Regions from separate parts of the Homo sapiens genome. Here regions 1 and 3 are each linked to region 2. The links are chromatin loops, found by intact Hi-C in ENCODE. Cell type or tissue: Caco-2. All regions are shown on one strand.

Region 1 (8,000 bases), 97 kb after region 2:
TTCTCTGGGTTTTCCTCTTGACATTTATTAGGGCAGTGGACTTCTGCTCGACATCATCTTGAAAGTCTAGGCTTGTTATATTGTGTCATAAATAAATATAACTGCTATTTCCAGAAAACAGAGACACAGTCAGTTCAAAATTAGAAATTGAATGGAAGCTCCATGGAGAACCAGTGAGATGTCGCCATGATGTAAAATTTGGAAGGACAGATCCAGCCACAGGGAGACAAAGTATGTGTGAGAGCAAAGGAGCCGCTGGTTCCTGAAGTCAGGGTTGCAATCTTTGGGGAAATGTGTGGGTGGATCCGGGCAAGGTGATGGAACTGGGAGACCTGGCTAGGTGAGTGGGAGACTCTCTTAGAGCCGTGCAGTTTGATGGAAGGGGGCGTGGGGCACGAGGCGGTGGACAGAGGGCAGGATTGGGAGCACCTGGGGCTGCTACATGGAATGCTGGCTCTGTGCCATCTACCACCTGTGACCGTTTTCCATCTCTAAACCCAGATCTGTCATCTTGCAAGGCCCCTGTCACCAGCACATGCCGCAAGGTCATGGCCCCTGCCCTCCCGCAGAGGCTGAGATGGAGATGCAGAGCCCCCCGTCTGCTCAGAAGAAGGACGCAGAACATGACTTGCTTTGATGATTTCCAATAAACTTCCTCGCTGACTTTCCTCTCATCTCTTCCCCTCCCTCCTTCATTGTGTCCTTTCTCAGTTGAAAGCAGGAAAGGCAGGCAGGGAGGGGTCTTCATGTGGGGCCCTGGGAGGTGGCCAGTCAGGGGTCAGGGAGGCATTTGCTTTTGAGTTGGAGACTGATGCTCACTGGAAAACTTGCCTTTGACTCTCGTCAGAACTCTTCACAGGGCTCCAGTGGGTGCGGGTGAAGGGGCCTCCTGGGGGAAAGTAAGGGAGCACAGAGCAAATTACCCAAACACCACACCTGCAGATGCACTCTATCCCTCAGCCAGCCTCATTCCTGCCCAAGGTAACAGAGCCAGCAGGTCCTCATCACGGTGCCATGGGGACGTCCGCTCTCCTGCCCACCCCCACGCAGGTGCTGTGTGTCCCAAGTCCACCCTCTTCACCCTGGGATGAAAGAAAGGCATGCAGGAAATTCAAGGGGCCAGCTGGCTCTGAGGCATCATTGCTGGACACTGTTTTTATAACAACCACTGAGCGAGATGGTTGAACGCCGCATGCACAGAACTCCACCGGCTGAATGGTCTGTGGGCTGGGATTTGCATTCAAGTTCCATTTCCTCACAGGAACGGGTGAACTGAGTTTCATAATCCAAGGCGACCTTCTCAAGGAAGCTATTGCCTTTGGTGAGTATCACCCTGAAAACAGTGCTGGGTGTTTGTCTCTCCTCTCTCGCTGCTTGGCTGGGCAAGTGCCCTTTGCCTAGAGGGAGGGATCTGAGCCACACGGGGCTGTGAGGGACCCCATCTCCAAAGGGCTCCATTTACTGGGTTTTTATACTTCTCAGAATATTGATCAAACCATAGATTTTCTGTAGTCTCACAGCAAAGCCTGCAATCCCACCGGCAACCGCGTGACAACCTCAAGCCAGTCACCTTTCCAGGCCCAACAACTGTCCTGTGAATACAGGGTGCTCACGGGAACGGCTCCATCAGCCCCGCACGCCAGTCAGTGCCATCTCCAAATGGTCATTTGGTCTCAAGTTTAGCTTCTGTCTTAATGTCTATGGTTTTGGCTGAAGTCATATGGTGTTATTGAAGCCGAGAACAAAATCAGCAGATTTCATCTGACATTATTGCATATGGGTTCATGAGGTTTTGTGGTTTCTTCATCAAACATGTAGTTAAATGTTATGAAACGGAACCATAACAACCTTGTCCAGGAAAAATCTATGTGTCTATTGAGGCACCAAATGTGCTTTCAAGCTGAATGGTTGGCAGGGCTGGAGAAGATTAGCCTAGAGTTTAGTAAACCTGCCCAGGTGAACCACTGAATCTTGCAATTAAGTTGCTTCTAATGACTTCACATTTGGGAACAAAAATAAACTTTAAAAAGAGAACTAGTACAAAAAAAACAGTGTCCTTCTGACTATTCTAACGCCCCAGAGGTCAGATGTTGAATTGCAGCTTTGACCAATTTCCATGGGAGAATTGCACATTTAAAAAAATAAACTTTTCTTCAAAGCTAGTGAGGCAGAGGGAGACACCTTCATCTCCCTCCCGCCCTTCTTAGCTCCTCCAGGGCTGGCCATCCTGTCTGCAACGCGGATTCTTCTGCATTTACACATGTGATATTTACAGTGAATGAAAGCTTTATACTCATTATTCATAATAATAATATCAAGTGCCTCTTAGTTCCAGGAACTGTTTCTCTTCATTGCCCCCCTCTTTAAGTTAACATGCAGGGAAAGAAAGAAAGAAAAGAAAAAGAAAAAGATTTCTACCAGATACGAAGCTACAGTGAGAAGGGTTCTGCCAGCAGCCACGTTCCTCAGCCCAACTCATTAATTCTGTGCCCCTGAGTCACAGCCGCCGGACAGAGCAGAATCTCTCCCTGGAGGCATTTCTATGCCAGTGAGAAGGACAGTGGCACCAAACACGCAGAGTGCACAGTCACTGGTGAGCACCAGGGAGGGCAGAGCGGAGGGCTCTCATAACGGACCCCAGGAGGGATATCTGGGTTGTCCTGCTGCTTGTGGGACAGACACCCTCCGGGCACAGGGGCAGTGCCTGCAAAGACCCTGAGGCCGGCGCTTGCCTGGCCTGTTTTGGGAACAGTCAGGAGCCCCTGTGGCTGTCAGGGAAGGGGGATGTGGTTCCAAGACCCCAAGGGAATGGCCCTGACCCTGAGGAGGGGAGAAGGTCTCAGGCAGATGATGAGATGGCAGGCACTGCCCTAGCTATGGGAGGAGATGGGCCAAGTGGCCGAGGGACACAGGAGTCCGCAAGGATGCAGGACCAGGGTGGTGCAGTGCAGCCTCAGAGATAGCAGGGCGGTGAGAATGACTGGCCCTGGGGACCTTGGCAGGTGAAGGTGACACTCACCAGAGGTTTGTGGCCTTTGCACCTGGAAGATCAGAGCTTCTCTCTCTGAGATGAGCTGACACAGCATGCCAGGCAGAGACAGCCTCGGAAGTCTGGAGGTCCTGAGACTCCCCTGGAAGGAGGACACAGAAATGAGGTGGGAGATGTCTGGGGGCCTCGGGGTGCTGGGTGTTGGGGAGTCAGGGGACAAGAGGGCAGGCGTGGGTCACTTCTCTCATAGAAAAGCCATTTTGGAAATGCCATGTTTGAAGTAAGTATGTTCTAATATTTCAGAATAGACAAATCTCTACATTCCTAATGACTTTCTAGCTTGTGCAGATAGCCAGAGCTTCCTGGAGTGGCCTGGGATTTTGCTGCAAGTATCATGAGGAATTTAGGACAGGAAGGAGGGTGAATGCCCATCTGTCTTCTGAGAAGCCCTTGCCAAGCTCTGCCTCACTGGAGCAGGTGCCTGGGCCTCCATGCCCTGCAGTGGGAGTCACTGGCCCAGTGTTGGGAGAGCTGCAGGGCTGGAGACCCGATTGGGGTCACAGTGGCGTTAGAGCAGAGGATGGCTTGGCTCCAGTTTGGCTGATTTAATGCCTTGACTCTCACCACCGCATCAGGAAGCCTCCACTGACATTTGCCTTTTCTGATAGCTCACTGATGCCAAACTCCAATCTCCTGTAGGGATGAATCTGAATATAGATATAGAAGCTGGACCCTTGGGAGAAAGTAAACTCAAAAATCTGTTGTCAAAAATTGCTTGCCAATCACTTTCTGATGGTTTGAAATCATTTGGAAGACTTTCAAATACACAGTTTTGTTCAACAAGAATGCAGGTCATTGTCCTTAATTGTTAATACTTGTTTGCTGCACACTGGACATCTAGCAGGTGTCAGGCTGCATTGTGGTAGCCCCGAGAGAGTCAGAAGGGAACTGCACAGGCATGCACAGTGCACATGGCAGAGGCCATCCAGCTCAGGGAAGAGAGGCACGTGTGTGCAGAGAGCTACAGCACAGCAAGGAGAGACACACACATGCAGAGAGCTACAGCACAACGTGGCCAGGATGTGGGGAAACTGGAGGCACAGGAGAAGACAGAGCCGAGGATTCCTCAGTGGACAAACTGGCCTGTGAGCAGAAACAGAAAAGCTCTAAGCACGTCCACTGGGCTAATGGCCAGGAGGGAAACCATCCTAGCAGGGTTCATTCAGGAGCAGGACCGAGCCAGGTGCCCAGTCATGGTGGTGAACTGCTGTGTCTGGTCTCTCTATGCAATCTGCAATTCTAAGCTCATTCTATTAAAAAATGTATCTCTTAATTTTAAAGACCACCTGAAGATTTACATTTTCTAGCTGCACATATCCTATAGAGGGAAATATTTATTTCATCTCTCTGGGATTTTTCCAGGAACTAAAACCTCAGGCACCAAAACCTCAGGCACCATCTGCACTTCACCCGGGGGTCTCCTGTCAGATACAGATTCTGCAGCTCTGCCCTCTGGCTGTCCACACCATTGGTGCTGCACCAGAGCTGACCCTTCACAGCTACTTAGTGGTTACTTGGAGTTGGTAAAATAATGGATACTTGGACCTAAATCAAACTTTTTATTTATCAAAATAAAAAAAAATGCCCTTAAAGATCATCAGGTTTAGTAGCTTTCAAACATCTTCACCATGGAATCTGTGCCCCAACTCAATCTGACAAGGAAGCCTGGAGCATAAGACACACATCACACTGGGGCTGGCTGGGCAAAGGTTATGGAGGCTGGTTGCTCTTACCAGCCTCCTGCTTCCCATGCCCAGCCCCCTAGTGGCCAGGGACACCCTGTCCAGTCCCTGGGATTCAGAGAACCCAGCTTTAAATGACACTGCAGTTTACTGCTGAAGCCAATGACGGGGCCATCTCTGCCTCAGAGCCTGGCCAAGTGCCCGTCCAGTCATCTGTGGTCACGCCCATGCAGGGGGGTGTGCTCCTTACAGATGCCATTGCACCCACAACACATAATTGGGCAGAAAGAAAAGAGAAGGCCTCTTTCTCTGGCACAGGGTACCTTCTCCAGGACTGCAGCAGCATGGCAGCATAGCCAATGGCACAGGTTGGGCATCTCAATCTTGTCCTGGGTCAGGCCTTAGCAGCTGTGGAACCTTAGTAAGTTACTTGTTACTTGGTCTTTCCAAGCTCTGATGTTGGCTTCACATGGAGCTTCGTGGGGCTCAATTACCAAGTGACCTGCACTGATTAAGTGCTCAATAAATGTTTGTGATGAGGAGGGTAATGATGGTGATGAAGATGATTGATGATGAGGATGATGGTGAGGAGAGGGAGGATGAGGATAATGATGGTGATGAAGATCATGAGGAGGAAAGTGATGAAGACGATGAGGATGATGGTGAGGAGGAAGAGGGTGATGGTAATGAAGATGATGAAGATGATGGGGAGAAGGAGGATGATGGTATTGGAGATAATGAGAATAATGGGGAGGAGGAGGATGATGGTGATGAAGATGATGATGAGGATGGTGGGGAGGAGGAGGATGGTGATGAAGATCATTGATGATGATGATGGTGAGGAGGAGGATAACAGGGATGAAGAGGATGGTGAGAATGATGGGGAGGAAGAGGGAGATGGTGATAGAGATGATGAGGATGATGATGATGAGGATGACAGAGATGAAGATGATGTGAGAATGATGATGAGGAGGAGGGGGATTGTGATAGAGATGAGGAGGAGGATGATGGGGAGGAGGAAGATGAAGACAGGGATGAAGATGATGGTAAGAATGATGGGGAGGAGGAGGAAGACGGTGATAGAGATGATGAAGATGATGGGGAGAAGGAGGAGGATGATGGTGATGGAAATGATGGTGAGGATGATGGTGAAGAGGAGGGGGATGGAGAAAGAGATGATCGTAAAGATTATGGTGAGGAGGAGGAGGACCATGGTGATGAAGATGATGATGAGCATAATAGGAAGGAGAATGATGGTGATGGAGAAGATGATCAGGAGAAGGAGGATCATGGTGATGAAGATGATGACGAGGATAATGGGGGGATGGAGGAGGATGGTGGTGAAGATAACGGTGAGAATGATGGTGAGGAGTAGGAGGATGGTGATAAAGATGATTAATGGTAAGGATGATGGTGAGGAGGAGGAGAAGGACAATGGTGATGAAGATAATGATGAGGAGGACAATGGTGATGAAGATGATGAGGATGATGGCGAGGAGGAGGATGGTGATGGATATGATGTTCGGGATAGTGAGGAAGAGGAGGATGGTGTTGAAGGAAGATTATGATGAGGATGATGATGAGGAGGAGGAGGAGATGGGGATGAAGATGGTGATGAGGATGATGGGGAGGAGGAAGAGGATGGTGATGAAGATGATTGATGATGACAGTGATGGGGAGAAGAAAAAGGAGGATGCTGATGAAGATGATGGTGAGAATGATGATGATGAGAAGGATGGTAATGGAGATGATAATAAGGATGATAGTGAGGAGGAAGAGGATGGTGATGTAGATGTTTGATGTTGAGGATGATGGGAGGAGGAGGAGGATGGTGCTAGAGATGACAATAAGGATGATGGTGAGGAGGAAGAGGATGGTGATGAAGATGACAGTGAGAATGATGATGAGGAGGATGGTAATGGAGATGATAAGGATAATGGTGAGGAGGAAGAGGATGGTGATGAAGACGATTGATGAGGATGAGGAGGAGGAGGATGGTGATTAAAATTATGTTGAGGATGATGGGGAGGAGGAAGAGGATGGTGATGAAGATGATTATGAGGATGAGGAGGAGGATGGTGATTAAAATGATGTTGAGGATGATGGGGAGGAGGAAGAGGATGGTGATGAAGATGATTATGATGAGGATGATGATGAGAAGGAGGAGATGGGGATGAAGATAACGATGAGGATGATGATGAGGAGGAGGTGATGATGAAAATGATGAGGTGATAGGGATGACGACAACGATGCAGCTGCATTCTTTCAGTTTCCACACCATGCTCTTCCAGGTCCCGTCGAGCTGGGCTGCTGTCTGAAGGCGCAGGGCTGGCATCTCCTGTGTCTGCCATCCCAGGCTCCACAGAGCCGCACATGCTAGCAGAACTCGGGAAGGCTGAGAGCTGGGCTGACGGGTTTTAGGTTTCATAATTCTCTTGTGTGAGCTCATTAAATCAAGTGTGAAAAACTAAGAAGGCACATGAATTCTATTTTTAAAATAGAATGCCCTGGTTCTTGCGTCATGGTTTTTATTTTTTTAACTTCATTGACTTAGAGTTGTTGGGGATGTGGCTAAGCAATAATAAGGCAAAAAACGTGAACTGGGAATTGGCTGCTTCTGTCACCGCCGGCTCATCCATCCTTCCTTCAACAGGTGCACTCACCCTCCTGGGGCCAGGTTGCACGCACAAGCTGGAGACTCCAACCTCACGGAGCTGCCCCTCCAGTGGAAAGAGGCAGGAGCCACACCACCCACAGGTGGATAAGTAATCTCGGATAGCGCCAGGGGCTGCAATGGAAATTAAAATGGAAACAGGACCAGCAGCCATGGGGCTGGGCAGCCCAGTGTTTTTAGGCAGAGGGGTGAGGAGGCAGCCTGGGGCTGATGCCTGGATCTGAAGAAGGAGTGAGCTGTGTGAGATTTAGAGAGTCATGCCAAGTGGAGGGAACAGCAGACTCAGTGGCAGCCAGGGGAGGAAGCGGTGTGGGGAGGTGGGAACGGTGAGGTGGGCATGGGGATGTGGGCACGGGGAGGTGGGCAGTCTCTCCATGGCCTGCCTTGAGAAGGAGAGGAGAGGACGAAGGCAGGACATCCTTGTTTTTAAGGCAGGAGCTTTATTATTGTTATTTTTTAACGTAGAAGAGGTTAAAGCTTGGTCTCTGCTATTGAGGTAATATGTCTGGCGGGGAAGTGGAGGCTGTGGGATAGACAGATTTCAGGGGCACGACTCTGGAGTCCGGGAAAGGGATGCCGCTATGCCTGGTGTCTG
Region 2 (8,000 bases):
AGCCTTTACTCAAACAGCAGTGCTGGGTTCATGATCTCCATCGGGGAGAGGGTGACCCCAGCCTTTACTCAAACAGCAGCGCTGGGTTCGTGATCTCCATCAGGGGAGAGGGTGACCCCAGCCTTTACTCAAACAGCAGCACTGGGTTCGTGATCTCCATCAGTCCTCAGGGCCCCTTCTGCTGAGTGAGAGGGGAAAAAGCCAGAACAGTCCCTTGCTTGCCTCAGCTGCGGCACCGGCTCCATTTGTGATTCAGGCTCGTAGGCCCTCGGCGCGGCAATGCAAGAGGCCATCGGCACAACCTTGTCAGAGAGGAGATGCAGGCGAAAGACAGAGGTGCAGGGAGATGCACCTGTCCAGAGCAGAGCAGGCCCAGTCGCCGGCAGGTTCAGGGCAGGAGCATCGGCCAAGGAGAGTTGGCTCGAAAACTTACAATGGAGACTTTGATCTAAAGTGAAGTCAAAATAAGTGATTTCATGGCCTAGAGTGCAGGGTTTCCTCTCACCTTTCCTGATCATGCAATTGTGTCTTTCACTCTCGGATACGGTTTTCCGGCTGACTCTCATTCTCAGGACCAATCGTATTCGAATGAGCAGACTGGCTTTCCTCTGGGCGTTGCTTCATTTCAGTCTACACTGGCAGGGAACGCTCACATTTTCGTCATTGTGACGATCTGCGCTGCGTGCAGTCTGATCTCACTCTCAGGCACTGTGGTCCAGGCCACCCCAAAGGCAGCACAGGAGCTGGGCCCTGGGGGTCAGGAAGGTGCAGGGGAAGTCTGACGTATCCTGTGAGCCATTCCTTCCTCCACCAGCTCAGGTGAAAACAGCACTGTCTTTCTGTGGGTGTCCTGATGTTGGTGGTTCAGCAGTGGCACCAGTGTGAGGACAGAGGGGGCGGCATGAGGAGCCCCTTGGGGAGCCTGGGCATGGCCCCTCTGTTACTGCCCTGTACCCCAAGCCAGGGTCCTCTCCTGGATCCCCAGAGCTCTTCCGCCTGGCACACAGTCTAAGAAATGGTCTTTATTTTGGTCAAACAGCCTCTCACCCAAGTGTTTCTGGAAGCTCTATGGACCCAGCAGACTTCATGAATGGTCAAGGCCTCTCCCTAAAGGGCATGGCACAGTGCCTCTTCACATCTACAGCCAGCACAGGGGGCCTCTTCACACCTACAGCCAGCACATGGAGCCTCTTCACACCTACAGCCAGCACAGGGCCTCTTCACACCTACAGCCAGCACAGGGCCTCTTCACACCTACAGCCAGCACAGGGGGCCTCTTCACACCTACAGCCAGCACAGGGCCTCTTCACACCTACAGCCAGCACAGGGCCTCTTCTCCTAGAGCCAGCACAGGACCTCTTCACACCTACAGCCAGCACAGGGGGCCTCTTCACACCTACAGCCAGCACAGGACCTCTTCACACCTACAGCCAGCACAGGGGGCCTCTTCACACCTACAGCCAGCACAGGGCCTCTTCACACCTACAGCCAGCACAGGGGGCCTCTTCACACCTACAGCCAGCACAGGGCCTCTTCACACCTACAGCCAGCACAGGGGGCCTCTTCACACCTACAGCCAGCAGGGGGCCTCTTCACACCTACAGCCAGCACAGGGCCTCTTCATACCTACAGCCAGCACATGGAGCCTCTTCACACCTACAGCCAGCACAGGGGGCCTCTTCACACCTACAGCCAGCACAGGGGGCCTCTTCACACCTACAGCCAGCACAGAGCCTCTTCACACCTACAGCCAGCACATGGAGCCTCTTCACACCTACAGCCAGCACAGGGCCTCTTTATACCTACAGCCAGCACAGGGCCTCTTCACACCTACAGCCAGCACAGGGCCTCTTCATACCTACAGCCAGCACAGGACCTCTTCATACCTACAGCCAGCACAGGGCCTCTTCATACCTACAGCCAGCACAGGGCCTCTTTATACCTACAGCCAGCACAGGGCCTCTTCACACCTACAGCCAGCACATGGAGCCTCTTCACACCTACAGCCAGCACAGGGCCTCTTCACACCTACAGCCAGCACAGGGCCTCTTCACACCTACAGCCAGCACAGGGCCTCTTCATACCTACAGCCAGCACAGGGGGCCTCTTCACACCTACAGCCAGCACAGGGGGCCTCTTCACACCTACAGCCAGCACAGGGCCTCTTCACACCTACAGCCAGCACAGGGCCTCTTCACACCTACAGCCAGCACAGGGCCTCTTCACACCTACAGCCAGCACATGGAGCCTCTTCACACCTACAGCCAGCACAGGGCCTCTTCACACCTACAGCCAGCACAGGGCCTCTTCACACCTACAGCCAGCACAGGGCCTCTTCATACCTACAGCCAGCACAGGGCCTCTTCACACCTACAGCCAGCACAGGGCCTCTTCACACCTACAGCCAGCACAGGGGACCTCTTCACACCTACAGCCAGCACAGGGGGCCTCTTCACACCTACAGCCAGCACAGTACCTCTTCACACCTACAGCCAGCACAGGGCCTCTTCACACCTACAGCCAGCACAGGGCCTCTTCATACCTACAGCCAGCACAGGGCCTCTTCACATCTACAGCCAGCACAGGGCCTCTTCATACTTACAGCCGGCACAGGGCCTCTTCACACCTACAGCCAGCACAGGGGGCCTCTTTACATCTACAGCCAGCACAGGGGGCCTCTTCACACCTACAGCCAGCACAGGGCCTCTTCACACCTACAGCCAGCACAGGGCCTCTTTATACCTACAGCCAGCACGGGGCCTCTTCACACCTACAGCCAGCACGGGGCCTTTTCACACCTACAGCCAGCATGGGGCCTCTTCACACCTACAGCCAGCACGGGGCCTCTTCACACCTACAGCCAGCACAGGGCCTCTTCACACCTACAGCCAGCACAGGGGGCCTCTTCACACCTACAGCCAGCACAGGGCCTCTTCACACCTACAGCCAGCACAGGGGGCCTCTTCACACCTACAGCCAGCACAGGGCCTCTTCACACCTACAGCCAGCACACGGCCTCTTCACACCTACAGCCAGCACAGGGTCTCTTCATCTTCATACTTACAGCCGGCACAGGGCCTCTTTACATCTACAGCCAGCACAGGGCCTCTTCATACCTACAGCCAGCACAGGGGGCCTCTTCACACCTACAGCCAGCACAGGGCCTCTTCATACCTACAGCCAGCACAGGGGGCCTCTTCACACCTACAGCCAGCACAGGGCCTCTTCACACCTACAGCCAGCACAGGGGGCCTCTTCATACCTACAGCCAGCACAGGGTCTCTTCACATCTACAGCCAGGAGCATCTTTTTTCTTGGGGCCCCAAGCAATTGCTGGCATAATTATCGTCTTTGACTCATGTAGAAACCTTAGAGGCAACACCTGGATTTTTCAGACACGATTTTAGCACTATTCTAATTTTTTGAAGATTAGTTATGGTTTTCTGAGAGAGCATAAAATGAACCTTACCTTGCCCTAAGTGGAGCTTAGGACATTTTCCAAAAGGTAGTTAGATCAGGAGCAACACATTCCTGCCAGGTATCATGTGACATGTAAGGACCTCGGTGTTTACCTTTTCTACAAAGCAGACAGGAGCCGGCCAGGACCTCGCTTGGTGGCCTTTGAGAGCCTCACAAAGGTGACACGAGGTGTCAATATTCTGCCCACTAAAAATGTCTACTTCTGTGATCCCTGCTGTCATATCAAAGACTGAATTTACAGACACGAGTCTTCTAAATTTTAGCTGAGCTGGGAACAAAGCTTCAGGCTTTAGAAACATACTACTGTAATTCTGGGGATGTGAGTAGTTAGGTGAGCTATCTGCACTCTGTGTCCATACAGGCTCACGCCAGAACCAGCTGCTCAGGGCACAGGCTCAGACTCTCCATGACCCATGAGGCTGGGACAAGGACTGGGTGTTGAGGAGGCTGGGATGCGAGGCTGTCTGTGAGAGAGGATTTTTAACCTGGCATTCTGCTTTTGAGAGCTGTCTGGTGGCATGATACCTAAAGAACATCAACTCAGCCTCATGGGTAGGGCTGGGGAGTCCCAGATATGGCAAGAGACCGTTCCACATGGCACCACTTGGAAGAGAGAGCTGAATCTACATTATTTTATTTTTTGACCACTAAGTTGGATGTCTAAATATGAAATTTGCCCATGAATAAGATTAGTAACACTTTTGAAGGAAATTGCAGTTTTTAGGAAGCGTAACAGTGAAATGGACCATTAAATCAGTTTTATTGAGAAAAGACTGCTGCAAATAAAAACTCAGAAAAACCACACATATAATTGCCATCCCAGAGGCATCATAAGACAGGAAGAGCAGGGACAAGGGGTGCCGAGGAGTCAAGCGGTTGGGAAAAGGTGGTTTTCAAGAACCGGTGTCTGTGGAGCATCCCGAGATGCCGCTGCACTGCGGGGGGGTTGCAGGGAGCTCCTCCAGCAGCTGAGGGAGCCCACGCAGGTGCAGGGACACAGGTGAAGTGAGCGTTTCACTCAGCGCTTGCCTTTTCTCCTGGGAAAGAAAGTGGACAGGATGCACCCTGCAGAGGGCACCGGAGAGATGAGAACTAAGAAGGAGCGATATGGCTACTCTTGCAGCAAGGCCAGCAGAATTCTCAGTGGGATTTTATTACAATATTTCTTTTGGCTGATATTTTGTCTTCATGTTTGAGAGTAAGGAGACATTGGAGGTTTGGGGGAATGTGGGAATTCATCATTCTCAAAAAAACAAGAACAGGAATAGAGAAATTAAATAAACAAAGGCGTTTTATTTTCCTCAACATGTAGAGGAAAGACTAACAAATGTCTAATTATGTACAGGAGGGTGCTGGGCGCTTTTTCTGTTTATTAATTGATACTTCAACAGCTGAGTGTGAATAACTGAGCAGGGTGGCTGTTTCTCACCGACGTGGCTGAGCAGGAGCTTTTCTCACACCCAAGGACGGGTCTCCCAGGGGCCCAGGGCACTGCATTCGTGGACTCTGAAGACGGGGCAGGAAGCTGGAGCTATAGTTTCTCCCATGACCTTTCAAGCAAAAGTTTAGGACTCTGATGGGCCAGGGGCACTCCACTCTTGTCCCGCACTCACATCCGCTTGGACAAGTCCTGTCTCTGCTCCAAGCTCTCTTGCATCTCGCTGGCTGCCCCACTGCTTCCTCCAGGCGAGTTTCCAAATAGACTGTAAGTAGATTCTGATCCCCATCCATGCAGCAAGAAGAGGTGTCTGGAAACCCCAGATCTGGCCTGTATTGCTTCCCATCATCAGGGTCTCCTGGCTCCAGATTAAATGTGAACTGCTTGTTGTGACCGATGGGGCCCCTCCTGGCCTTACCCCAGTGCATTTTCTGTTTTCTTCTCTCCGCCATGCATGGGACTGTATCTCGCCTGATTGCATGGCCTACTTGGAGAGGCGGGGGTCGCGTCCAGCGCCTCGCTGAGGGGCCATGCCTCCAGCACACAGGACACAGGTCATTTCCCTGAGAGGCATGCTGACATGGATTGCCAGGTTTATGGGGTCTGCCAGGGATAAAATAATCTGAGATTTTTAACCCACCCATTTATTTCCCATCCAAGAAAACGGATCTGTCCTATGGCGTGTTATTAGCCGCAAGGCTGCCTGCATGGGAGTGGCCTGGACCATCGCCCCAGGGCCCAGTGCTCCAACAGGACCCTCGGTTTATTGCTGTGCTATCACCACGATGAAATAATTAATTTTTAAACGCGAGGCCTCCGTGCTCCATTTTGCACTGAGCCCTACAAACAAGCCGATCATGATTAGTAACAACACACAGCTTGCAATTCACTGGGCATCCAATGGCAAAGAGCCAGCGTAGTGGCATTAAGAGGCGAGTCAAGGAGAGGCAGGTAGTGGCATTAAGAGGAGAGTGGAGGAGAGGCAGGTAGTGGCATTAAGAGGAGAGTGGAGGAAAGGCGGGTAGTGGCATTAGGAGAGTGGAGGAGAGGCGGGTAGTGGCATTAGGAGAGTGGAGGAGAGGCGGGTAGTGGCATTAGGAGAGTGGAGGAGAGGCGGGTAGTGGCATTAAAAGGAGAGTCGAGGAGAGGTGGGTAGTGGCATTAAAACGAGGGTCGAGAGGTGGGTAGTGGCATTAAGAGGAGAGTTGAGGAGAGGCAGGTAGTGGCATTAAGAGGCGAGTCAAGGAGAGGTGGTAAAAGAGTTAAGACAAGGCCAGGGAATGACGATGGAAGGGCTAGGAATGTCCCGCATGGGGTGAGCACAGATGCAGACAGGAAGACGGTGCGCTCAGGACATCAGTAGCCCAGCTTAGGCGATGGGGAAGGTGACATCGTCTCCTGCAGGGACTATGGGCTCTCGACGCAGCAGGCACACGGGCATCCGGTCTGGGAGAGACAGCGATGGCAGGAAAGCTGGAGTGCCCTTCAGTCACTACTCCACAGACTCCACTAAACTGGGAACCAATTTCTGAAATTATGGGCTGCATTTTATTTGTTTATTCAATATAATAAGACAATAAATATCTTAATCTTAAAATACCCAGGAATTTGCTAGAATATCAGAGAACCAAGTGTTAGATGACCTATGACCTGACACAAAATGACCCTCAGCACGGATCGGAGAACTTGAGTTCTGAGCAGCGCCGGTGACCGCAACAGCACATTGTTGAGTTATTTTAGAAGCAATGTGGCTTGTTTTTGTTTATGGTTTCCTTTAGAGCCAGATTTTTAAAGATAAAGTGCCATTTAAAAAATTCCCAAAGACAGCAGGGAGCATTCTGAACGACAACAGGACAGTCAGCTCTGGCCAGTTTAGCCTGCGTTACTTTGAAAGTTATGATTATGCAGAAGAGAGATGGAATAAAGTTTAGATTTACGTTCATCATGAAAAAGGCATCTGCCAGACAAATTAATAGTGTAAGCAATATTTCAGAGACAATTTAAATAACTTGAGAACAAACTGGTCTCCAACACTATCAAATATATTAAATTAATTTCTAAACAATTGTTATTCTATTGCAAATAATTCCTAACTCTATTAAAGCAGTTTATCCTAAATGATTAACTACTTTAAAAGCCTTCCAAGTACGGTATACACTTAAAAATAACAAGTATGCTTTTAACTGGCCTACAGTGGTTAGTTTAGACTTCCCTCCTATCTTTTCTGAATTGATTGAGGCTCTACCATAATCAAATTAAAACCTCCTATAACGCAAGTCTCACTTACTTCCCGTTTGCCGCTGACTCAGGCAGGAAACCACCGTGGTACTCCTGAAAGCGCCCTTCTTTCTCAGAGGCTGTGCACTTCAGGTGAGACCACAGTGAGGCCAGTCCGGACAGAGGGGACTCTGCCTGGAGTCGGAAGGTCTCCACAGCCAGCTGTCCCTTGTGTAGCCAGTGCCTGCCATGGTTAGAAAGCCCACAGCTTCAGTTTACACGCTCTGTGTCTTGTGGCCCTTTTACTCTACGTACCAGTCATGGTCACTGTGCTCCGGCAGGCCGTTGTCCAGCTCGCTCTCAAGGTTCCGGACACACGGGCTCTGTGCTCCCTGAGGTTGGCAGTCACTGCCTTCAGGTCTTCAGATCCCCTGCACCAGGTTGCTCAGGCATGAAACACACAGCCCTACCTGCGTGTAATATTTGCCTGTGGTCTCTCCCCTCCACCAAACCAAGCAATTCAGATGCCTTGAGCGTTCTTTAGCTATCGGTATTTCATCTCTTCACTGAATCATGTTTATTGTTTTCACTTGGAAGCGCTTATCTTCCTGATTCCCCTATGTCTTTAAACCCAACGCTGGCAGAATACTAAGACTGCATGGTGCCTTCTCTGCTTTACCTTCTCATGAGAATTACAAATCCCTTTGTTTTCTAATTTTGCAAGCAAGTATTTATTACATGCCTGTTGCATAGGTGGTGCTTGCCAATGTTCTGGGAGATGCAAGTCAATAGAGATCCAGCTCCCGTACTCTGGAGCTGAGACCTGGCTGTGAGGATTGCAGGTTTATGACCCTGGGATGAATGC
Region 3 (8,000 bases), 270 kb after region 2:
CCGAAGCCCCTTCCTTATCAACTGAAATTCTAGAGCCATCGCTAGTTGAACCTTACTGGTTTCTGCCTTGGCAGAGCTGGGTGACCTTAGGCAAGACAATTAATCATCGTATGCTTCAGTTTCTGCAATATTACCTATGTCATAGGTTTATTGTTTTGTCAAAGATTTAAATGAATACATTAAGGATGTATAAAGAAATTAGGATAGTGTCTAGCATTCAAAAGTGCTGGCTGTTGTCAAAGTTACTCTTTTCATTTTTAATATAAAAATGGCGTGCGTGTTATAGGAGACAGATGTGGGGGAGTGCAGGTGAGCAGGGAGCTGTTGTCTTGGGAATTCGTTTCTCATCTCTGCAGTCTTTGAGGAAGAGAAGCTGAGACGTGGAGCCTGGATTTTCCTCTGTGGTCTGCAAACATTCAGCGCTTCTCTAAGCTCCCATAGCTGTTGTATTTGCTATTAAATGACCTAAAATTTGCTGGTAGTTTGTTTTGACTGTTTCCTCGTTTGGGGGCTCATTTTTGCATTTCCAAGGGTATATATGAGCTTCCTTCCTCCCTGAGAGCAAACACTTATTCTTCCGTGAAACATCCACTGTTCATCGCAGCGGTGGGCATGCAGAGCGCAGCTCAGTCTCATTGAGGGGGTTGTTCCAACTGAGTTCAGTGACCACTGAGGGCTTAGCAAGATCTTAGGAACTAGACTCAAGGTCAAAGGGCTTCCCAGCTATCCAGGAGCTCCTTTAGAGAAGAACCTAAAATATTTGTATGCCATTAGTGTTTCCCTAGCTTAGTTTTTGGCTGATTGTCCTGAATAGTCTATAATTGAGCCTGACAATTACTATTGCACCCTAATGTATACACAGCCGTTTATTCATTTATATCTTTGACGATTTCTTAATGGAAGCCATGAACTAAGCTGGGCACTGTGCTCAGAATTAGCATAAAGAAGGCAGAGTCGAAGAACCTCACATTGTAATGAAAAAATTTGATATAAACATGTAATTAAAATAAGATTACTGCACTATATTAGAAAATATATGCAGTTAATGTTGCAAACAGAGAGGCAAGCAATGTAATCCAAGTTTCAAGAACATTTTAACTGAATAATCCTTGGTAGGGAGGCCATTCTAAGCTGAGCCGCAGAACCTTCAGAAGGCAAGGTGTGTCCGATGGCTGATGAAGGGTCTGTTGTAGCTTAAACCTGGAGCTCACAGAGGAAAGGGGGCACAAGATGACAGAGATGGGTGGATTCCATGTAGACTTATGAGCTACGGAGGAGTTCAGGCTCCAGCCTACAGACTTGACCAGATTTGAGTGTTTATAAAGAAAATCCTGGAGACAAGTAGAATGTGCTTTTGGGAACGGAGAGCTGAAATCTGAAACATCAGGTATGCCAGTCTTTGAATGGTCTGTGTGTGAGACCATGATATCCCGTGATGTGACACAGGGGTCAGGGTTGCAAGGTGTGTGAGAAGCAGAAGTCATTACTTGACGAGCCAGTCATTTCCACAGCTCCCAACAAGGAGACGGAAGCTCTGCGTTTCTTAGAGCCCAGTCCTGGGTCCCATGACACACACATTTTGCTTTGGTGTAGAACGCAGAACAGTGGCCTAAAGCAAATAAAATTATTTAATATGGAAATAGTAGAATATAGACAAATTGTAGAAAATGGGGTTGATGGTGTCTGCAGTGCTGACATATTGCGGGAATAGCGAAGATTTCCAGAAGAAGAATTCCAAGTTTCCAATAAGAAACTTATTAGCCCATCTATAACAATCAAATACTTCAGTTTTAATTGTAAAAATATTCACGATGTTGTAATAATGCTTTATTTCATGTAAACATGCAAGAAAAAATCTTTTGTAGGAGCCATGAGTTCTATGTAGCAAAATGTACTGTGAGTCTAATAGGTACAAGCCTAGGCTCCAATGAAAAGTATTTATCACGCTCCTAAAACAATTGATGTTTCCCAGAACATAAACCATAAACTCCACATTTTTATTTTATCATGGCACAGTGGAAAAGGGGGTGGCATATTCCAAATACAATCTATCAAAGTTTTCCTTATTTTGTCCCATACTTACTCTGTTTTCATGTTAAGCCTGTGGAACTGTTTCCCTAGCTTTAAGAACATGGCAACAAAAGACGCAGGAATCAGAGGATTCTGCCCCATAACTGAAGTATGCCCTTGGCTGTGCTGCCAGGTTAAATCCACCTCACAGCATCCGGCCTCCTGTTGGGTGGACATCCACGCTTCCCCTTTTCACTATCCCGACCCCACCCTAAATACTTGTTTTCGGAGTTGGCCGTGTCAAGCCTTGACTTACACTAGAAGGGTTACTCTTCCCTAAATACTTCATTTCGGGTTTGGCCGTGTCAAGACTTACGCTAGACGGGATGCTCTTCCCTAAATACTTGGTTTCGGAGTTGGCCATGTCAAGCCTTGACTTACACTAGAAGGGTTACTCTTCTATTGCACTCGTAGGGCAGAGAGCAGCCTATATAGACTTTGGGTTTTTTTAAAGGTTTTGCTGCAGCACCTAACTTCGAAACTTTGCTTAACTTTTGGAAGCACATGCAGTTCCTCAGAGAGATACTTAATGACTTCTAAAGTAGGTTGCCAATAAGGAAGAAAACCTTTAATCTATAAGGTGAAAAAGGGCCAACTGGGAGCTGGTGCTGTATCATGCCCCTGCTCTGAGATTCTGGGTCTGTTTTCTCATTTGTCAGATAGAGCCACAGGCCAGACAGTGTATGTAAAAGTTCCCTTCAATCTCAAATAACAGTGATTCTATGACTCTAGGTTCATTTATTCTAAATCATTTCAAACTTGTTAGGAGACGGATTTACAGTGCAGTCCATGAAGCTTGAATGTGAGCTCCCTCAGCTGCCGTCTCTTGCAGGGACTCAGGAGGGAAGCTGGACACATGTCTGTCTTCACGGAGTCTGGACAGCTCTCCATCCCCTCCCATGTCCTCTCTGCCGCCATTCCCTGGTGTCTGGTGGCATCGAAGGGATCATGAGGACTTTGAGATCCAATTTGAAAAGAGATGAACTGCAGTAATTTCACTCTGGCATGGTGGGATCCACTCATGGTTCACCATCACGTCTGTGGATAGTTGAATTACTGCTGATCTTCCCAGTGTGGAAGTGGCTTCCAGAACATTCACCCAACCACCGTGTGTCTCACCCGGCCTGTGACAAGAAGGAGCAGGGCCAGAGGTCAGTTCCGACGCAGAAGGGTCCTCCAGGGCCCAGGGGGATGGACAGCCAGGCAGACACAAGGCTCAAAGGCGCCGACCCCGAAGCTGCTCTGCAGGAAATTCTTCCAATCTGTACACCCTAAATTATATGCAGGTTCATCCCCACCTTATCCAAACAAAAGTCCTCGTCTGTCAAGCATCTCCTGTCGAGAATGCAGTACATGCAGCGATAAACACATCACACACAGGAAAAGGCATGTGGCACAAACACAATGGCAATTACTTGTGCAAGGTAGAACTTTTCAGAACCCCAGCGTCGGCAGTGCCGGGCGGGGCTGGCAGTCGGAAAAGCAAGTTCTGCGGCGGACCACGGGTTTAGGCTCACCGCGCAGTCCCAATACAACTCTATTTCCTGCGACTCTGGAAACTGAGTTTTCTTTCTGTTCTCTCTAAGGAAAACAATATTAAAATAGAGATAGCCATTGGCACATGAAAAGGTGGTTGAATAATATGCAGAAAAATTGGGGGAAATGTGTATGTGGGGCCGTTATTCAGTAGAAACATTGTATCACGTTCAGATGGGCCTTGTTGGAGAAGATTTGCTAGGTTTTCAGAACGCGTAGTGTTGTTGAGGTTTCTCTTCTCACTGCAGGCGAGGGCTTCCTGCTGTCCTTCCTGTTTGTAATTCGGTTTTACTTTTCTTACAGGGCTTCCGAAATCATTGAAGTGTCAAAACCTGAATCCACCAGAATGTGTCCATGGAACTGAAAACTATCAGATATTTAGACAGGGTGCGTTAAAGGGCTCACCGTGCGTCCGTTTTATGCCGTAATTATGTGCACAAATAATTGCATGGCCGGCGTCGCGTGAGACGCGGGAAGGACCGGGGAGCGGCAGAACCAGGGCTTCCAATTCCCGTCCGCGTTTAAAGCGCGCCAGCGCCCTCTGGTGCTCAGGCTGCGCAGCGCGCCGGCTCCGCGGGTGCCGCCAAGGGCCGGGGCTGCCTGGGGGCCTGCCCGGGGTTCCAGACCTGCTGGACCGTGCATGGCTCATCAGGCCGGGCCTGTCCAGGGGTTTGAGAACCGCAGACCTGCAGGACTGTGCATGGCTCATTAGGCCGGGTCTGTCCAGGGGGTCCAGACCTGCAGGACCGTGCATGGCTCATCAGGCCGGGCCTGTCCAGGGGTTCCAGACCCGCGGGGACCTTGGCTCCATCAGGCGGGAACCGCCCCGCGGGATTCTGAAAGGATGAATGCATTTTCCTCTTTCTAGCATGGAAGGATTGTTAATTATTTCTTCGTAGTTTTCTGTGCTTCCCTTTCTCCTTTTTGCCTCACCTGCTCTTTCCTCCTGAATCCTGAGTGATTTGGGTAAAGCCAATGGTCGGATTACCTGGGAAGAAGCTGGGAAGCCAAATGTATGAAGAGCGGGGCTTCAGATAGGGGCCACGGAGAGCCCAGGCCCAGGAGGCCTGCAGAGCCTGGGAGGAGGGAGGCTCACCCAGCCCGGGGCCTGGCCCCATGGGGGTCCTGCTGCAGAGGAGGAGGGAGGCTCACCCAGCGCTGGGCCTGGCCCCTGGTGGTCCTCCTGCAGATGTAGCCGTGAGGGCTGCTGACCCCCTCCAACTTCACCGCCTCTCCTGAATCCCAGGCCATCCCAGCCTCGTCTGGCGGTGTGAAGAGTGGATCTGAATTCCAAAGATCTGGGTCTTGCTCTGACTTTCCCCATTTGCTGCAGTTTGAGGAAGTAACGAATTATTTTGGAATCTTCATGTGTGTACATTTTAATTTTTAAAATAAGGGTAAAAAAATTCCACCATTGCAGGTGACTGAAAGTGAGGAGGGAGAGCTTGTGTGGAAGGACATGAAAAATTGCTCTCGGAGCCAACAACTGCTGCTCCCTTCTCCCTGCACCCTCTAGACAGGCGCTGTTCCTGACCCTGTGAAGAGGCAGCGTCATGCGGGGCGATGGGAACACAGAGACTGCAGCATGGACAGACGTTTGTGTTGCAAGCAGACACACACCTCCAGGGTAAATGTTTATTCCAGAGGCACCACCATTCCCACGCCCAGCGAGTGTGCATTCTTTCTGGATTCAGAGCCCCACAGTTGTGTTTGTGAGTCATCAATGGTGAACGGTGGGGCCTTCTGGGGACAGGGGTGTGATCCATGTCTCCGTTTTCAGGTGACAACACCAGTCCCCCACCCACCTCACCCCAAACAAAGAGGCCACTGATCCGGGCCGCACAGACACCGCAGCCAGCAGCCATGCGGCCCCGCCTTTTCATTTATTAAGCAGAGATTAATAATGGTATATTTACGGCCTGTCTGCGGCCGAGCGACACTGCGGCATTGATTCATTTCTGACCCTAGTATTGCGGGAACAACGACGCCGTTGAGTTCGCTGCTAGATTTATCACTTGAGGAGGTGGGAGGAGAAGGGGGTTACTGCAAATAGAAAACGCACCTCTGGAAGCCCTTATTTATGAGCTGCTCAGGAACCGACCCCAAGACATAGCCACGCAGTTTCCAGTAACTGGGCGCTGTCACTGGCGGGGCCTCCCCAGGTGGTGGCCGTCGGAGGCTGTGGCCGGGAGGTGGCCCCGGTGCCGGCCGGGCCACACGGACAGCGTCTGGGGCAGCCGCGCCCCTCCGTCCCCAGGCCGCAGGCTGGCCACCCTGGCCGGGCGCGCACAAGATTTACACACCATCGGCGCCCACAGAGTCGACGGGCCAGCTCAGCTTTTTCATTAGCGTCCCCACATGGCACAGCAGAGAGTTCCTACGTCACCTCCAGAATGTATTATGCAAGGGCTATTTCTGTATTTCTGTATCTACTGAGAGGTTATGTCAGGCAGCCCATCAACGGAAAAATGTGAAAGCAGGTTGTGACAGAACGAATATTCAGCCCAGCCCAGCACTGGACACAGATTAGGAGTTCATAAAATATTAATATTTGTGGGCCGATGGATTTTTGTCAGCTTCTGTGGTTTATTTCTCTTCTTTTTTCTCTTTCTTTTTTCCTTTTCCTCTTAAAAAAAAGAAGTTTAAAATGCATGACATACTATCAGTTGTTAATGAGAAAGTAAAAAGTGTAAGAAGTATTCTAAAAATAACAGATGTTCTTTCTGTATTCCTATTTGTGATTTTTTTTTCTTTATTAAAAAGAACCTTTGTGTTTGCACCCTGGCGGGTTTCACTGCTCTGAAAAAGGGACTGATGTAATTTAAAGTTAGTTAATATTTAAAAAGCGGTTCCTGCCCACACTCAGCATTTGTGGAGTCAAACGGAGGTTGTGCCGGTCCGTCGCTGAGACTTATCTCAGGAAGCGCACAGGCACGGTGCTCGCCCTGAGAGTGAGAATCGCTTGAACCCAGGGAATGAAAAGGTTATTATCCCTGACTTAGGGCCTATTCCCTTCCCCACTTACTGTTACCCTTCCCTCAGAAACATTCACAGTCGAAAATGAGGATTGAGTGTATCTCGTGAGAAGAACCACCTGGTTCTCCCGCAGAATCATAGCCCAGGATGAAAGCATTTCTCCCACTGAAAGTTGAATTTAAGGACCCAACATCTTTTCATCATATGGCACACCTCAGAAAACAAAAACAAAAAGTACAGAGAGAAAAGCAAACCCAGCGTCACCCACCTCGCCCGAGAGCCGTGCTCACTAGAGGCCAGGTGCCTCATTCCTTCGCTTGAACCCGGGAGGCGGAGGTTGCAGTGAGCTGAGATCGCGCCACTGCACTCCAGCCTGGGCAACAGAACAAGACTCCATCTCAAAAAAAAAAAAAAAAAGTTATAATCGTTTGTGAATACACAAGTGAAATTTTTGTAGGTGAATGAGTAAACCTTTATTAAAGTTTGCAGTAACTTTTCCTGTTTGGGAGCCAATAAAATTGTGTTCAGAAACATTTCCGTAGACTCTTGAAGAGCTTGTAGCAGCAAAAGAATCGTGTGTGTAGTGCCTGCACCACTGCCCGGGGCTGACCTCACCTGTGCCTCTGGGCCCCTCCGTAGGAGGATGGACGACGGCCCTTGAAGATCTGCGCGTCTCCACCCACCTAGGAACCTGCGCTTTTCCTTACCTGGCAAAATGGACTCTGCAGTGCAATTAAATTACTGTTTCAAGCTGGGAATCTGCTGGTGAGATGGGGAGGTGACCCTGGCCCATCTGGGGGTGGGGACGCTGACACAGGGTTCTCATAGCGGGGAGGCTGGGGATCCAAGTCAGGAAAAGGAGCTGTGACCCCAAAACCAGAGGCTGAGGTGTGACGATGGGGAAGGGGCCGGGAGCCCAGGATGCAGAGAGCCTCTCGCGCTGGGAAAGGCAGTAAGAGGGATTCTCCCTCAAAGCTCCGACACCTGGATTTTAGACGCCTGGATTTTAGACTTCCGGCCTGCAGAACTGTGAGGGGACCAATCTGTGTTGTTTTAAGCAGTGATTTGCAGTGATTTGTTACAGCAGCAATGGAAACAAATGAGCAGTCCTAGGATCTTCATCCCAGCTGCTCCTGGGGTCTCAGGATGAGACGCGGGGCCCGGTTCCCCTCACACAGGGTCTCTGCTGGCCTCTGAGGGCCCCTGTCCCAGACGAGGGGCTTGGCTCACCTGCCCCCCTAACTTGGCCTCTTTCAACATGATGGACATCGTTCTGCTCTCCAGCTGCTCAGAGGGCAAGGCCTGCACAGAGGCTGTGGTCCATGGATTGGAGTTTGTGGCCCAGCTGTGGGGAGTATGGAGAGAAAGAGCAGGAGATACGCTGGGGTGCTGGGGACAGGGAGATCCCAGGCCAGGCA

What was found. Peaks named below come from ENCODE experiments on the same cell type or tissue, not always from the same donor. Only the 100,000 strongest peaks of a DNase experiment are listed, where the experiment ranks them.
Region 1: it touches region 2 in a loop (4-fold over the local background); 4 of 110 quality-filtered maps call a loop at or near these places.
Region 3: a loop joins it to region 2, with 17 times the contacts of the local background. A loop is called at or near these places in 48 of 110 quality-filtered maps.

What each region holds. Positions count from the first base shown.
Region 1 is chr6:168,709,198-168,717,197 of GRCh38, forward strand. LOC105378143 (a long non-coding RNA gene) reads left to right here. Exons shown (of 3, transcript XR_943296.3): 1 at 1-2,593; 2 at 3,003-3,155; 3 at 7,385-8,000. Among named protein-coding and RNA genes, the nearest start is that of SMOC2, 270 kb to the left of the region's middle. RefSeq lists a silencer at 7,564-7,764. In Caco-2, CTCF peaks have their summits at 2,076 and 4,793 (motif pointing left); a DNase peak (open chromatin) is centred at 4,814.
Region 2 is chr6:168,612,473-168,620,472 of GRCh38, forward strand. All of the region lies in intron 9 of SMOC2 (SPARC related modular calcium binding 2), which reads left to right. Among named protein-coding and RNA genes, the nearest start is that of SMOC2, 180 kb to the left of the region's middle. RefSeq lists an enhancer at 483-652 and a cis regulatory region at 568. In Caco-2, no CTCF peak of the experiment used is centred here; a DNase peak (open chromatin) is centred at 4,549.
Region 3 is chr6:168,880,662-168,888,661 of GRCh38, forward strand. No RefSeq gene overlaps it. Among named protein-coding and RNA genes, the nearest start is that of LINC01615, 280 kb to the right of the region's middle. In Caco-2, a CTCF peak has its summit at 4,158 (motif pointing left); a DNase peak (open chromatin) is centred at 4,136.